Regions from separate parts of the Homo sapiens genome. Here region 1 is linked to region 2. The links are chromatin contacts, found by Hi-C or POLR2A ChIA-PET in ENCODE. All regions are on one chromosome and are shown on one strand. Each heading gives the region's core, a stretch centred on a gene start or an enhancer-like site at or near the end of the contact. The rest is flanking DNA. Distances are from core to core; before and after follow the strand shown. Region 1 has its middle 32 kb from the start of CPPED1. Region 2 holds the start of SNX29-AS3 (SNX29 antisense RNA 3).

Region 1 (7,171 bases), core at 1,108-3,607, 220 kb after region 2:
TTGGCAACTGATGATCTTTTCACAGTATTGTACCTAGCTGTAACACCAAGGGTATTGAATTCACCATTTTCTTCTCCAATTCCATCTGTACAGAGAAGGGAGTGTGGCATGAGTGAAATCATTTCAGAACCAAACAGATCTGAGCTAGAATCTTGGTGCTGGCATTTTTCCACTGTGAAAAGTAATTTAAATTTTCCCAGTCCCTGGGAATAACAACACGTGCCTTGGAGGAATATTGGGGAAAATGTCACACCCGATCCTGTATAGTAATTATTATTGCTGTTTCTGTCTTGTCCATAAAGTGTGTGCTCACCAATTCTTTTGATTTCACCTGTTCCTTCTTCCCCACCAACAGAATGCCTAGTGCATAGTAGGTGTTCAATAAATGTTTACTGATTCATCACTTAGAGTATCGTCTGAATGAGAAGAGGGCTCTCATTTCTCTCCCCTACTCTTCTACTGTATATGTATATGTATATGTATATGTATATGTATATGTATATGTATTTGTTTGTTTCTATGGCACACATCACTATGTGGCATGACATATGTTTATCTGCTTATTTTCTGCCTCCTCCATGAAATGTAAGCTCCAAGAAGATAAGAAATTGTATTTACTCAATCCCTACAGATTTTTTTTTCTTTCTTTTTTTTTTTTTTTTTTTTTTTGACAGGGTCTTTTTCTGTAGCCCAGGCTGGAGGGCAATGGCGGGATCTTGGCTCACTGCAACCTCTACCTCCCAGGCTCAAGTGATTCTCATGCCTCAGCCTCCTGAGTAGCTGGGACCACAGATGTGCATCACCATGCCTGGCTAATTTTTGTATTTTTAGTAGAGACGGGATTTCACTATGTTGCCCAGGCTGGCCTCAAACTCCTGACCTGAAGTGATCCACCTGCCTTGGTCTCACAAAGTGCTGGGATTACAGGCATAAACCACTGCTCCTGACCTTTTTTTTTTCTTTTTTTTTTTTTGATACAGGGTCTCACTTTGTAGCCCAGGCTGGAGTGCAGTGGTGGGATCACAGCTCACTGCAGCCTCAATCTCCCAGGCTCAAGTGATCCTCCTGCCTCAGCCTCCTGAGTAGCCAGGACTATAGGTGTGGGCCACCACTCCTGGCTAACTTTTGTATTTTTATTAGAGACGGGATTTCCCCATGTTGGCCAGACTGGTCTCAAACTCCTGACCTCAGGTGATCTGCCCGCTTCAGCCTCCCAAAGTGCTGGGATTACAGGCATAAGCCACCATGCCCAGCCCCGGCTAGCTTTTTAAATTTATTTTTTTTTAACAACAGGGTCTCACTATGTTGAGACCAGCCTAGGCTGGTCTCAAACTCCTGGCCTCAAGCGATCTTTCTGCCTTAGCAGAAAGTGCTGGGATTACAGGCATGAGCCACTGTGCCTGGCCTAGTCCCTATATATCTCTAGTGCTCAGTACTTACTGTTTCTCATTATTGTAGAGGCTCAATAAATATTATTGAATAAATGAAGTGCATGAGTGATGTCAGCAAAAAAATGAACTCTATTATTTCACACACAAAGTGAAACTCCAAAGACCATAAGGCAAATCACCAAGGAAAAATTTGTTGCCTGGAAGACGGTGGACTTCATATTATTTCCAGCAATAAGGTTTTACAAATTAATTGATTTTTTGACTCACTTTGTGTGGGTTTAAACAATATATCCAAAAGCTCTATACTATATCCTTTGAATTACTGAAACAATTAGAGACCCGAAAGCTGAAATAATGAGTTAAACACTTAGTTGAGCCATCTCTATTAGCGCTTTGCATTTATTGCCTTTCAGCCTCATCTCTGCGGTGTGAGCTTCAGTGCACACTGGGTGCTTCTGGGGACCGATTCCATGAGTTCTCTCCTCATTTCCCTCCCTGCTCATTGGAGAAAACAGCAGACCTGCCCTTGGGTGACATCACCGCTTTGCAGCGCGGGAGCTGCCTGTCAGACCTTCTGAAGGGAGCTACTGCCTCGTCTGAGCCCTGGAGTGCCACCGCCCCTGCACCAGCAATGTTTAATAACATGAAGAATACAAAGGCTGGCGAGATGAGTCACTGGTGCGAGTGACCAGCCAAATTGAATCTCCTTTAATGGAAAGGCCTTAAAATAAAGAAATACAAATGCACTCTAATTTCCAGTTTTAGTGGGAAATGAAATGTATTTCCAGGGAGCATGCCCACATGTGCTTCTTTCTGGTGGATGCCATAAAACACCTCTGAACCTGAATTAGGGTCCAAATTCTTTCTTCACCCAGTGTTTGGCAAATTTCAGCATTTGCATGCCATCTTCCCTAATTTCTTTGCCCTACCTGCGTGCCTCCTGTGTTATTATTTACTTTCTAGTTTTCTGTGATTCACTTTTGTTACTCAAATACCTTGGCTTAAAAGTGAAAAACAGGCCGGGCGCGGTGGCTCACGCTTGTAATCCCAGCACCTTGGGAGGCCGAGGGGGGTGAATCATCTGAGGTCGGGAATTGGAGACCAGCCTGGCCAACATGGTGAAACCCCGTCTCTACTAAAGATACAAAAATTAGCTGGGCATGATGGTGAGTGCCTGTAATCCCAGCTACTTGGGAGGCTAAGGCAGGAGAATCACTTGAACCTGGGAGACAGAGGTTACAGTGAGCCGAGATCGCACCACTGCACTCCATCCTGGGCGACAAGAGTGAAACTCTGTCTCAATAAATAGATAAATAAATAAATAAATAAAAATAAAAAATAAAAAAATGTGAAAAATTCTCACTGCTCACAATTCTGGTAAACTAGTATTTCCTGCCACAAATAGACATGTGTAAAATTAGACGGGGAAGAAAACAGTATCAATACCTGTTAGGTAGCTTCTGGTCTCTGCTAAGGACCTTGAGACAGAGATTTGAGATCTCTTTGATCAAAAGGAGAGTGAAAGTGTTAGGTGGTAAAGAAACAGTAAATGCAAACCAAGACGTTCTCCTTAAAGCAATGAAGTACATTGAAAAGGGAATACTGCCAGGACCTCCTTTGTGGTGATGGGTTCTGTATCAGGATTATGCTGGTGGTTGTACAGAGGTATGCACAAAATAAAATTGCATAGAACTACACACACAAACACACACACACACACAAATACATGTAAAAACTGGTGAAATCTGAATGAAGTCTGTAGCCTAGTTAACAATATTGTACCAATGCCTATTTCTTGATTTTGATATAGCGCTAAAGTTATATAAGATGTCACCATGCAGGACTTTCCATGCTATTTTTGTGGGAACATCCTGTAGGTCTGCATTATTTCAAATTAAAAAAACAATTTCACTGGGCGTGGTGGCTCATGCCTGTAATCCCAGAGCTTTAGGAGTGTGAGGCGGGTGGATCACTTGAGGTCAGGAGTTCAAGACCAACCTGGACAACATGGTGAAACACCATCTCCACTAAAAATACAAAAACTAGCTGGGTGTGGTGGTGGGCGTCTGTAATCCCAGCTCCTCGGGAGGCTGAGGCAGGATAATTGCTTGAACCTGGGAGGCGGAGGTTGCAGTGAGCCAAGATAGTGCCACTGCACTCCAGCCTGGGCAAGAGAGCAAGACTCCTTCTAAATCAATCAATCAATCAATCAATCAATCAATCAATCAATCACGGAGGGGAGTATTATCTTCCCTGTGTGACCTGCATCTATGTACCACATAAAATCAACATATGTACTGCTCACTTTGGGCAAAAATTGGCATACTTTTTCTGCAGGTAAAAACCTAAGTATATTCATTTATCTGGCTTTGGGCCCCTAAAGAATAGGACATAGTATCATTAGAGGCAGGAGAGCATTGTGGTTGGGAGCCTAGGCTCAGGATTCCAACAGAAATGGAGGGAGTCTCAGATTTACTTTGCCGGTAGAGAGACCTTGAGTAATGGTCTTAACCCTCTCATAGTCTAAGTCTTTTTGATTGAAAAGTGAAGATAAGGTGATTATGGTATGTTTCTCATAGGGGTTTTAGGTAGATTTTATGAAATAATTCAGGTAAGGCACTTTGCATACTACATGGCACTTAATAAGTGCTCGATATTTATTTATCTTTATCATCTTCTTTCTCTTATTCTCCCTCTTTTTCCATTATATTCATCATTATCACCAACCAATCAATCATTATCGTTGTCATCATAATGGGTTGAATTGTGTCCCTTAAAGTGATATGTTCAAGTTCTAACCCCTAGTATCTGTGATTGTGACCAAATTTGTGAACAAGGTCTTTGCAGATGTAATCAATCAAATTAAGATGAAGTCATACATGCTTGCAGGGACCCTACTCCACTGACTGGTGTCTTTATAAAAGAAAGAAGAGGGTGATTTGGAGATAGAGACAAGGACAAGATACTCAGTAAAGGAGACATGTAAAGATGGAGGCAGAGGCCAGGCATGGTGGCTCGCGCCTGTAATCCCAGCACTTTGGGAGGCCAAGGTGGGCAGATCACATGAGGTCAGGAGTTTGAGACCAGCCTGGTCATCATGGCAAAACTCTGTCTCTACTAAAAATACAAACATTAGCTGAGCATGGTGGTGCATGCCTGTAATCCCAGCCACTAAGGAGGCTGAGGCACAAGAATCACTTGAACCTGGGAGGCAAAGGATGCAGCTCCAGTGAGCTGAGGTCATACCATTGCGCTCCAGTGAGCTGAAATCACACCATGGTACTCCAGTCTGGGTGACAGAGGACGACACTAAAAAAAAAAAAAAAATTGGAGGCAGAGATTGGAGTTATACTGCCACCAACCAAGTAATGCCAAGAATTGCCAGTTGCAACTAGAAGCTAGAAGAGGCAAGAAAGAATTATTTTCTAGAAACTTCAGAGGGAGCATAACCCTACTAACACCTTGATTTTAGACTTCTAGCCTCCAGAATTATAAGAGAACACATTTCTATTATTTTAAGGCAGCCAATCTGTGATATTTCCTTATGGGAATTCTAGGAATCTAATACAGATTTTGGTACTGGGAAGTGGAATGCTGCTATAAAAAATATCTACAAATTGGCTGGGCACAGTGTTTCATGCCTGTAATCCCAGCACTTTCGGCGGCCAAGGCGGGCAGATCACTTGAGATCAGGAGTTCAAGACCAGCCTGGCCAACATGGTGAAACCCTGTTCCTACTAAAAATACAAAAATTAGCCAGGCATGGTGGCATGTGCCTGTAGTTGTGGCTACTTGGAAGGCTGAGGCATGAGAATTGCTTGAACCTGGTAGGCAGAGGCTGTAGTGAGTTGAGATTGCACCACTGCACTCCAGTCTGGTTGAGAGAGGTTGACTCTGTCTCAAAAAAAAAAAAAAAAAAAAAAAGAAAAAAGAAAAACCTAAAAATGTGGAAGTGGTTTTGAAATTGGCTAGTGGGTAGAGGCTGAAAGAATTCTGACGCATTGACAGAAGAAGGCTAGATTGCCTTGAAGGGACTATTGGTAGAAATATGGACATTAAGGGAGATATACTGATGAGAACTCAAAAGGAAGGGAAGAGGCTGGTAATTAAAACTGCTATTGTTTTAGAGAATACATATATTGTCACAGTCTGTTGTACAGATATGATAATGAAAGGTGTTTCTGTTGAGGCCTCAGAAGGAAATGAGGAGACAAAAAAGCCAAAAAAAAAAAAGTAAAAATAAAAAAAGGAAATGAGGAAACCAAAAAAATTATTGCACACTGGAGGAAATGTGGTTCTTGTTATAAAGTGCCAGGAAACTTGGCTGAATTGTTTTCTGTTATTTTGTGGAAAGTAGAACTTGTAAGCAGTGAACTTGCATATTTAGCAGAGGAGATTTCCAAGCAAAGTGTTGAAGGTGTGGCCTGATTTCTCCTTGCATTTATAGTAAAATGAAAGAGGAAAGAGTTAAATCAAGGAAAGAACTATTAAGCAAGAAGGAGCCATAACTTGGTGATTTGAAATAATCCCAGTCTACCTGTATTTCAAAATATGCTAAAACATACTCTGGAGAGAATTCCCATATTCCCATAGAGTGGCTGGAAAACCATTTGCTAAAGAGGTTGAGTGTTTTTTTTTTTTGAGACAGGGTCTCTCTCTGTCACCCAGGCTGGAGTGCAGTGGTGGGATCTTGGCTGACCGCAACCTCTGCCTCCCAGGTTCAAGCAATTCTCGTGCCTCAGCCTCCAGAGTAGTTGGGACTATAGGCACATGCCAACACACCCAGTCAATTTTGGTATTTCTTAGTAGAGATGGGGTTTCACCACGTTGCCCAGGCTGGTCTTGTGCTCATGACCTCAATTGATCCACCCACCTCACCCTCCCAAAATGCTGGAATTACAGGTGTGAGCCACCATGCCTGGCCTAATCTTTTTGTTTCTGACTACTGTCTCTTGTTTCTAAAGAGATTGAATATTTGGCTAATGGAAACAATCAGCCATCCTAGCAGAAGCCAGGAATAGAGATGAGGTTATCCAGGAAAGAGCTGTGGAGAACCCTCTTACCTGATTGTGTGGACTCTGTGAGTTGCACAGGAGACACACAAAGTTTTGAGAATGTTATATCAGCAGAAGCACTGTCACCCTGAATTGAAAGGGACAGAAGCAGAATTAAATGAAGAGAAGCTGTTGGACTTCCAAAATGTCACAGGCAGGATATGAACTCATAGAGGTACTGAGCTTCAAACATGTGTTTCCTTTAAGAAAAAGGAAGAATGACTCTGAGGACATCCTTAAGACTGACAGGGCTTCTGTAGGCTCAGAAGACAGAGCATCAGCCTGTTGAGGATTATTTTCAGGCCTTGAGACCTAATGAAATTTGTCTTGCTGAGGTTTTTTATTTTTTTAGACAGAGTCTTGCTCTGTCTCCCAGGCTGGAGTGCAGGGGTGTGATCTTGGCTCACTGCAACCGCACTGCCTTCCAGGTTCAAGTGATTCTCCTGCTTCAGCCTCCCAAGTAGCTGGGATTACAGTCATCTACCACCGTGTCTGGCTAATTTTTGTATTTTTAGTGGAGACGGGGTTTTGCCATGTTGATCAGTCTTGTCTTGAACTCCTGACCTCAGGTGATCCACCCACCTCGGCCTCCCAAAGTGCTGGGATTACAGGAGTGAGCCACTGTGCCTGGCTTTGTCTTGCTGAGTTTTGAACTCACTTGGGACAAGTGACCCCCTTATTCTTTCCATTTTCTCTCTATGGGAATGGGAATGCCTGTCCTATATC
Region 2 (6,766 bases), core at 3,580-6,079:
AGTTAATAAGGATATCCAGTAACTGAACTCAGCTCTGCAGCAAGCAGACCTAATAGACATCTACAGAACTCCCCACCCCAAATCAACAGAATATACATTCTTCAGCACACCACACATATTCCAAAATTGACCACATAGTTGGAAGTAAAGCACTCCTCAGCAAATGTAAAAATATAAATTATAACAAACTGTCTCTCAGACCACAGTACAAACTAGAACTCAGGATTAAACTCACTCAAAACCACTCAACTACATGGAAAGTGAACAACCTGCTCCTGAATGACCACTGAGTACGTAACAAAATGAAGGCAGAAAATAAAATGTTCTTTGAAACCAACGAGAACAAAGACAACATACAAGAATCTCTGGGACACATTCAAAGCTGTGTGTAGAGGAAAATTTATACCACTAAATACCCATAAGAGAAAGCAGGGAAGATCTAAAATTGACACCCTAACATCACGAAAGAACTAGAAAAGCAAGAGCAAACACATTCAGAAGCTAGCAGAAGGCAAGTAGTAAGGTCAGAGCAGAACTGAAGGAAAGAGACCCAAAAAAAAAAAAAAAAAAAAAAAAAAAAAAAAAAAAAAAAGAATCCAGGAGCTGTTTTTTTTTTTTAAAAGATCAAAACTGATCGGCCACTAGCAAGACTAAGAGAAGAATCAAATACATGCAATAAAAAAATCATAAAGGGGTTGTCACCACTGATCCCACAGAAATACAGACTACCATCAGAGAATACTATGAACACCTCCATACAAATAAACTAGAAAATCCAGGAGAAATGGATAAATTCCTCAACACATACACACTACCAAAACTAAACCAGGAAGTTGAATCTCTGAATAGACCAATAACAGGCTCTGAAATTGAGGCAGTAATAGCTTACCAACCAAAAAAAGTCCAGGACCAGATAGATTCACAGCCGAATTCTACCAGAGATACAAGGAGGAGCTGGTACCATTCCTTCTGAAACTATTCCAATCAATAGAAAAAGAGGGAATCCTCCCTAACTCATTTTATGAGGCCAGCATCATCCTGATACCAAAGCCCGGCAGAGACAACAAAAAAAGAATTTTAGACCAATATCCCTGATGAACATGAATGCAAAAATCCTCAATAAAATACTGGCAAACCGAATGCAGCAGCACATCAAAAACTTATCCACCATGATCAAGTGGGCTTCATCCCTGGGATGCAAGGCTGATTCAACATACACAAATCAAACATAATCCAGCACATAAACAGAACAGCAAAAACCACATGATTATCTCAATAGATGCAGAAAAGGCCTTTGACAAAATTTGGACAACCTTCATGCTAAAAACTCTCAAATTAGGTATCGATGGGACTTGTCTCAAAATAACAAGAGCTATCTATGACAAACTCAGAGCCAATATGATACTGAATGGGCAAAAACTGGAAGCATTCCCTTTGAAAACTGGCACAAGACAGGGATGACCTCTCTCACCACTGCTACTCAACAGTGTTGGAAGTTCTGGCCGGGGCCATCAGGCAGGAGAAAGAAATAAAGGGTATTCAATTAGGAAAAGAGGAAGTCAAATTGTCCCTATTTGCAGATGACATGATTGTGTATCTAGAAAACCCCACTGTCCCAGCCCAAAATCTCCTTAAGCTGATAGGCAACTTCAGCAAAGTCTCAGGATACAAAAGTCAATGTGCAAAAATCACAAGCATTCCTATACACCAGTAACAGACAGCCAAATTATGAGTGAACTCCCATTCACAACTGCTTCAAAGAGAATAATACACCTAGAAATCCAACTTACAAGGGATGTGAAAGACCTCTTCAAGGAGAACTATAAACCACTGCTCAATGAAATAGAAGGATACAAACAAATGGAAGAACATTCCATGCTCATGGGTAGGAAGAATCAGTATCATGAAAATGGCCATACCGCCCAGGGTAATTTACAGATTCAATGCCATCCCCATCAAGCTACCAATGACTTTCTTCACTAAATTGGAAAAAACCTTAAAGTTCATATGGAACCAAAGAAGAGCCCACATTGCCAAATCAATCCTAAGGCAAAAAACAAAGCTGTAGGCATCACACTACCTGACTTGAAACTATACTACAAGGCTACAGTAACCAAAACAGCATGGTACTGGTACCAAAACAGATATAGATAAATGGAACAGAACAGAGCCCTCAGTTGTAGATATGTGGCTTTATTTCTATCTGATCTTGGACAAACCTGAGAAAAACAATGGGGAAAGGATTCCCCATTTAATAAATGGTGCTGGGAAAACTGGCTAGCCATATGTAGAAAGCTGAAACTGGATCCCTTCCTTACACCTCATACAAAAATTCAAGATGGATTAAAGACTTCAACTTTAGACCTAAAACCATAAAAACCCTAGAAGAAAACCTAGGCATTACCATTCAGGACATAGACATGGGCAAGGACTTCATGTCTTAAACACCAAAAGCAATGGCAACCAAACCAAAATTGACAAATGGGATCTAATTAAAGTAAAGAGCTTCTGCACAGCAAAACAAACTACCATCAGAGTGAACAGGCAACCTACAGAATGGGAGAAAATTTTTGCCAGCTACCCATCTGACAAAGGGCTAATATCCAGAATCTACAGAGAACTCAAAATTTACAAGAAAAAAAAGTCCCCATCAAAAAGTGGGCAAAGGATATGAACAGACACTTCTCAGGAGACATTTATGCAGCCAACAGACATGAAAAAATGCTCATCACTGGCCATCAAATGCAAATCAAAACCACAATGAGATACCATCTCACCAGTTAGAATGGCAATCATTAAAAAGTCAGGAAACAACAGGTGCTGGGGAGGATATGGAGAAATAGGAACACTTACACTGTTGGTGGGACTGTAAAGTAGTTCAACCATTGTGGAAGTCAGTGTGGCGATTCCTCAGGGATCTAGAACTAAAGATACCATTTGACCCAGCTATCCCAATTACTGGGTATATACCCAAAGAACTATAAAACATGCTGCCATAAAGACACATGCACAGATATTTATCGCAGCACTATTCACAATAGCAAAGACTTGGAACTAACCCAAACGTCCAACAATGATAGACTGGATTAAGAAAACGTGGCACATATACACCATGGAATACTATGCAGCCATAAAAAATGATGAGTTCATGTCCTTTGTAGGGATGTGGATGAAGCTGGAAACAATCATTCTCAGCAAACTATGGCAAGGACAAAAAACCAAACACAGCATATTCTCACTTATAGGTGGGAGTTGAACAATGAGAACACATGGACACAGGAAGGGGAACATCACACACTGGGGCCTGTTGTGGGGTGGAGGGAGGGGGAGGCATAACATTAGGAGATACACCTAATGTTAAGCAAGTTAATGGGTACAGCACAGCAACATGGCACATGTGTATTTATGTAACAAACCTGCATGTTATGCACATGTACCGTAAAACTTAAAATTATTGCCATTTAATGGATGGGGGAACTGAGGCCCAGATAGATTAAAAGGTTGAAGCTAATCCGTATACAAGTTTGGGTTAAAGTTCTGGCCTGTGGCTCACATGGCTTTTTTATATTTTGTTTGTATTTTTGAGACAGGTTCTTGCTCTGTTACACAGGCTGCAGTGCAACGGCACAATCATAGTACACTCCAGCCCCTACCTCCTGGGCTCAAGCCATCCTCCCTCAGCCTCCCAAGTAGTTGGGATTACAGGCACATATTGCCACACCCCATTAATTTTTGTGTTTTTAGTGGAGACAGGGTTTTGCCTTGTTTCCCAGGATGGTATCAAACTCCTGAGCTGAAGCCATCCTCTTGCCTCGGCCTCCCAAAGTGCAGGTGTTGTGTGAGCTACTGTGCCCAGCTATGCGTGCCTTGTTTATCCACAGAAGTGGTCAGAAAGCTTCCTGGGAGCAGGGCTGTGGGTTAAGGCTCTGACCAACCCACGCACATTCCCCATCTCCAAACACAATGAGCCCGTAGCAATGAACCCTTGTTAGCCGATTTCATCAACTGAATGCACTTTCCTCAGATCTGATTAGACAAACAGGCTAGCCTGAATCCCAGCTGGGGTGGGAAAGAGACACAGGGAAACAAAACACAACCGGCTATAAGCCAGGGGATGGCCAAGTATTTCTGTAAAGGGCCAAATATTTTTAGGTGCAGATCATGAGATTCCCATTGCCAACTATTCAACTGATGCGTGGACAAGGCTGTGTTCCAACTCACCTTTATTTACTAAACAGGTGGGCCAAAGTTTGCTGACCTCTGCACACTATGATCAATCTATTGAAAGCCAGTCATGGGGATGGGGGTACCTGTTAGATCTGAAAAAATGAGATCTGTCTCTGTTCTTTATAAAGTGGGGGAGGAAGGGCGGTATGGTAAGAAAATGAACAAATTCTGTGCTGAAGACTGAATAATGGTATTTACCTTTGATTTCTTGTTTACTGCATGTCAGGTGCCGTACATTATTCGCTGTAAGCCTCAAAAACTCAGGAAGATTTAGCCCCATTCTCCAGATAAATGAAGTGGCTCAGAGATGTTAAGTTGCTGGAGATCACATAGGCAGGATTCTAACACGAAAGCTTATTCTCATTTCGCTATGTTCCACTGGGCCTGATCCAGTCTCAGCCTCAATTCTCCTGTTTGGGTGGTGCTATGTTATCCAGCAAGATGACCCTGCAAAGTCAATGCTGTGTATTCAAGGCACAATAGACAGTCTTCTAGAGGCAGTAGCCTCCACCTAGCACAATATGGTGACAAGGTAGCCCAAGCTGTCTGACCACTTCAGCCCAAATAATTTCACACAAGCATGAAAATTAGAGAAGATGTCATAATGGTGTCAGAGGGATTTGAACCAGAGCAACTCCATCTTGGGTAGGAGCTGGATAAAATGAGGCTGAAACTATTGGGCTGCATTCCCAGACGCTTAAGACACTTAGTCACAGGATGAGATAGCTGTATCTTGTGCCGACCTGTTTGCTGATAAAACAGGTTGCAGTAAAGAAGCCGGCCAAAACCCACCAAAACCAAGATGGTGCTTAAAGTGGCCTCTGACCGTCCTCACTGCTACACTCCCACCACTGCCATGACAGCTTACAAATGCCATGGCAACATCTGGAAGTTACCCTATATGGTCTAAAGAGGGGAGGTATGAATAATCCACCCCTTGTTTAGCATGTCAAGAAATAGCCATAAAAAAAGGCAACCAGCAGCCCTCAGGGCTGCTCTGTCTATTGAGTAGCCATTCTTTATTCCTTGATTTTCTTAATCACCTTGCTTTCACTTTACAGACTTGTGCTTTCTTTCTTTCTTGCAGGAGATCCAAGAACCATCTCTCTCGGGACTGCATCAGGAACCCTTTCATGTAACAATAATGGTAGAAGCACCTGGGATTTGGGAAAATCTTGGAGAGTACTTTGAATTTCTAAAAACCCATGAAAAGGGAGATTTTAAAAATTCACCAAGTGTTACCTAGATCTTTAGGGGTCCAGAGATGCCAACTAGTTTTGGGGCTCCACACCACAATGCAATAAAAAAAATGAGGCTGCTTTGGTCGAAAAGGGAGGTAACAATGTTACAGGCAAGGGGTCCTGATCCAGACCCCCAAGAGAGGCTTCTTGGATCTCGTGCACAAAAGAATTCAGGGGCAAGTCCACAGTGCAAAGCAAAAGTATGTTTATTAAGGAAGTAGCCTAAGTACTGTTAGCCATAGAGTAGGGCATTCCCAAAAGAAAGGGGAATGCATCCACTCTAGGTACAATGCTTGTTTATAGAGAATAAAAAAGATCATGAGGGGCCGGGCATGGTGATTCACGCCTGTAATCCCAGCACTTTGTGAGGCTGAGGTGGGGGGGATCACTTGAGGTCATGCGTTTGAGACTAGCCTACACAACATGGTCAAACAGTCTGTACTAAAAAATACAAAAATTAGCCAGGGGTGGTGGCACGTGCCTGTGCGCCCAGCTACTTGGGAGGCTAAGGCAGGAGAATTGCTTGAACCCGGGAGGTAGAGGTTGCAATGAGCTGAGACTGCACCATTGTACTCCAATCTGGACAACAGAGCAAGACTGCATCAAAAAACAAAACATCTTGATGAGAGACATGCTCTGCTACAAGGATTTGTAATAATTCTTAATTACTACATTTTACAAGAATCAGTATTATCTTCGAAGCGAAATTACGAATCCTTCTGTTCAAGGTATCAGGATAACATGACACTCCCACATCTGGGTCTCTTTAGTAAGCATTGAAGGATGTAATACCTCTTCCAAGATTTTAGCCTGTCAATTGTTAAGTACAATGAGTTCTGACATCCCATCCAAAGAGCCAATCTATCAGTACACGTTCGGCTCCCGTTTTGTCCATTTTAAAGTTTAACTTCCTCGTTCTCATCTCCTTGCCCCTAGTTTCAGTAAACAAGCTTTTCCACCAGTTCTAATCAGTAGGTCACATGTGTTGCCCTGGTCACCTACTCCATCCTGAGTCAACGCTGGTTACCTGCTCTGACTTCAATCATCGTGAGTCACCGGTTCTGTAGCAGTCATTCCTGCTTCTCAGACTTGTACCCACTGCTCTTTAAAATAGCCATTCGGAATTAGCTTACACTGTGGTCCAACCCTAGCCAATAGGGGAATGACAGCAGTAGAGGCTACCTGTCTCAGAAATAAGAACCCCTTCCTCTCCCTTGGTTCAGCTGTGCTCTCGCCATTGCTCCATCTGTAAGTCACCCTTCTATAGAAGTAAAATTGCCTTGAGGAAATTTTCAAGT

What was found. A loop is a pair of places that touch in the nucleus more often than their neighbours do. ChIA-PET counts read pairs that join two places held with the same protein, here RNA polymerase II (POLR2A). Pooled maps may share reads with other maps.
Region 1: a loop to region 2 is called in a map of PC-9, with 19 times the contacts of the local background. The contact joins the enhancer-like site here to the promoter of SNX29-AS3 in region 2. A Hi-C loop is called at or near these places in 1 of 168 maps with a recorded cell type or tissue (PC-9) and 1 of 50 pooled maps. POLR2A ChIA-PET finds 5 or more read pairs at or near these places in 7 of 52 experiments (GM12878, H1, HCT116 and 4 more).

What each region holds. Positions count from the first base shown.
Region 1 is chr16:12,832,179-12,839,349 of GRCh38, forward strand. No RefSeq gene overlaps it. Among named protein-coding and RNA genes, the nearest start is that of CPPED1, 32 kb to the left of the region's middle. Within about 2 kb of position 2,358, at least 2 of the 41 ENCODE cell types and tissues checked have a DNase peak (open chromatin) inside an H3K27ac peak, as active enhancers do; they include PC-9, where a contact is called at or near this core.
Region 2 is chr16:12,606,313-12,613,078 of GRCh38, forward strand. It overlaps SNX29-AS3 (SNX29 antisense RNA 3), which reads right to left and starts at 4,830. Exons shown (of 4, transcript XR_007064988.1): 1 at 4,426-4,830. RefSeq lists a cis regulatory region at 6,294-6,673.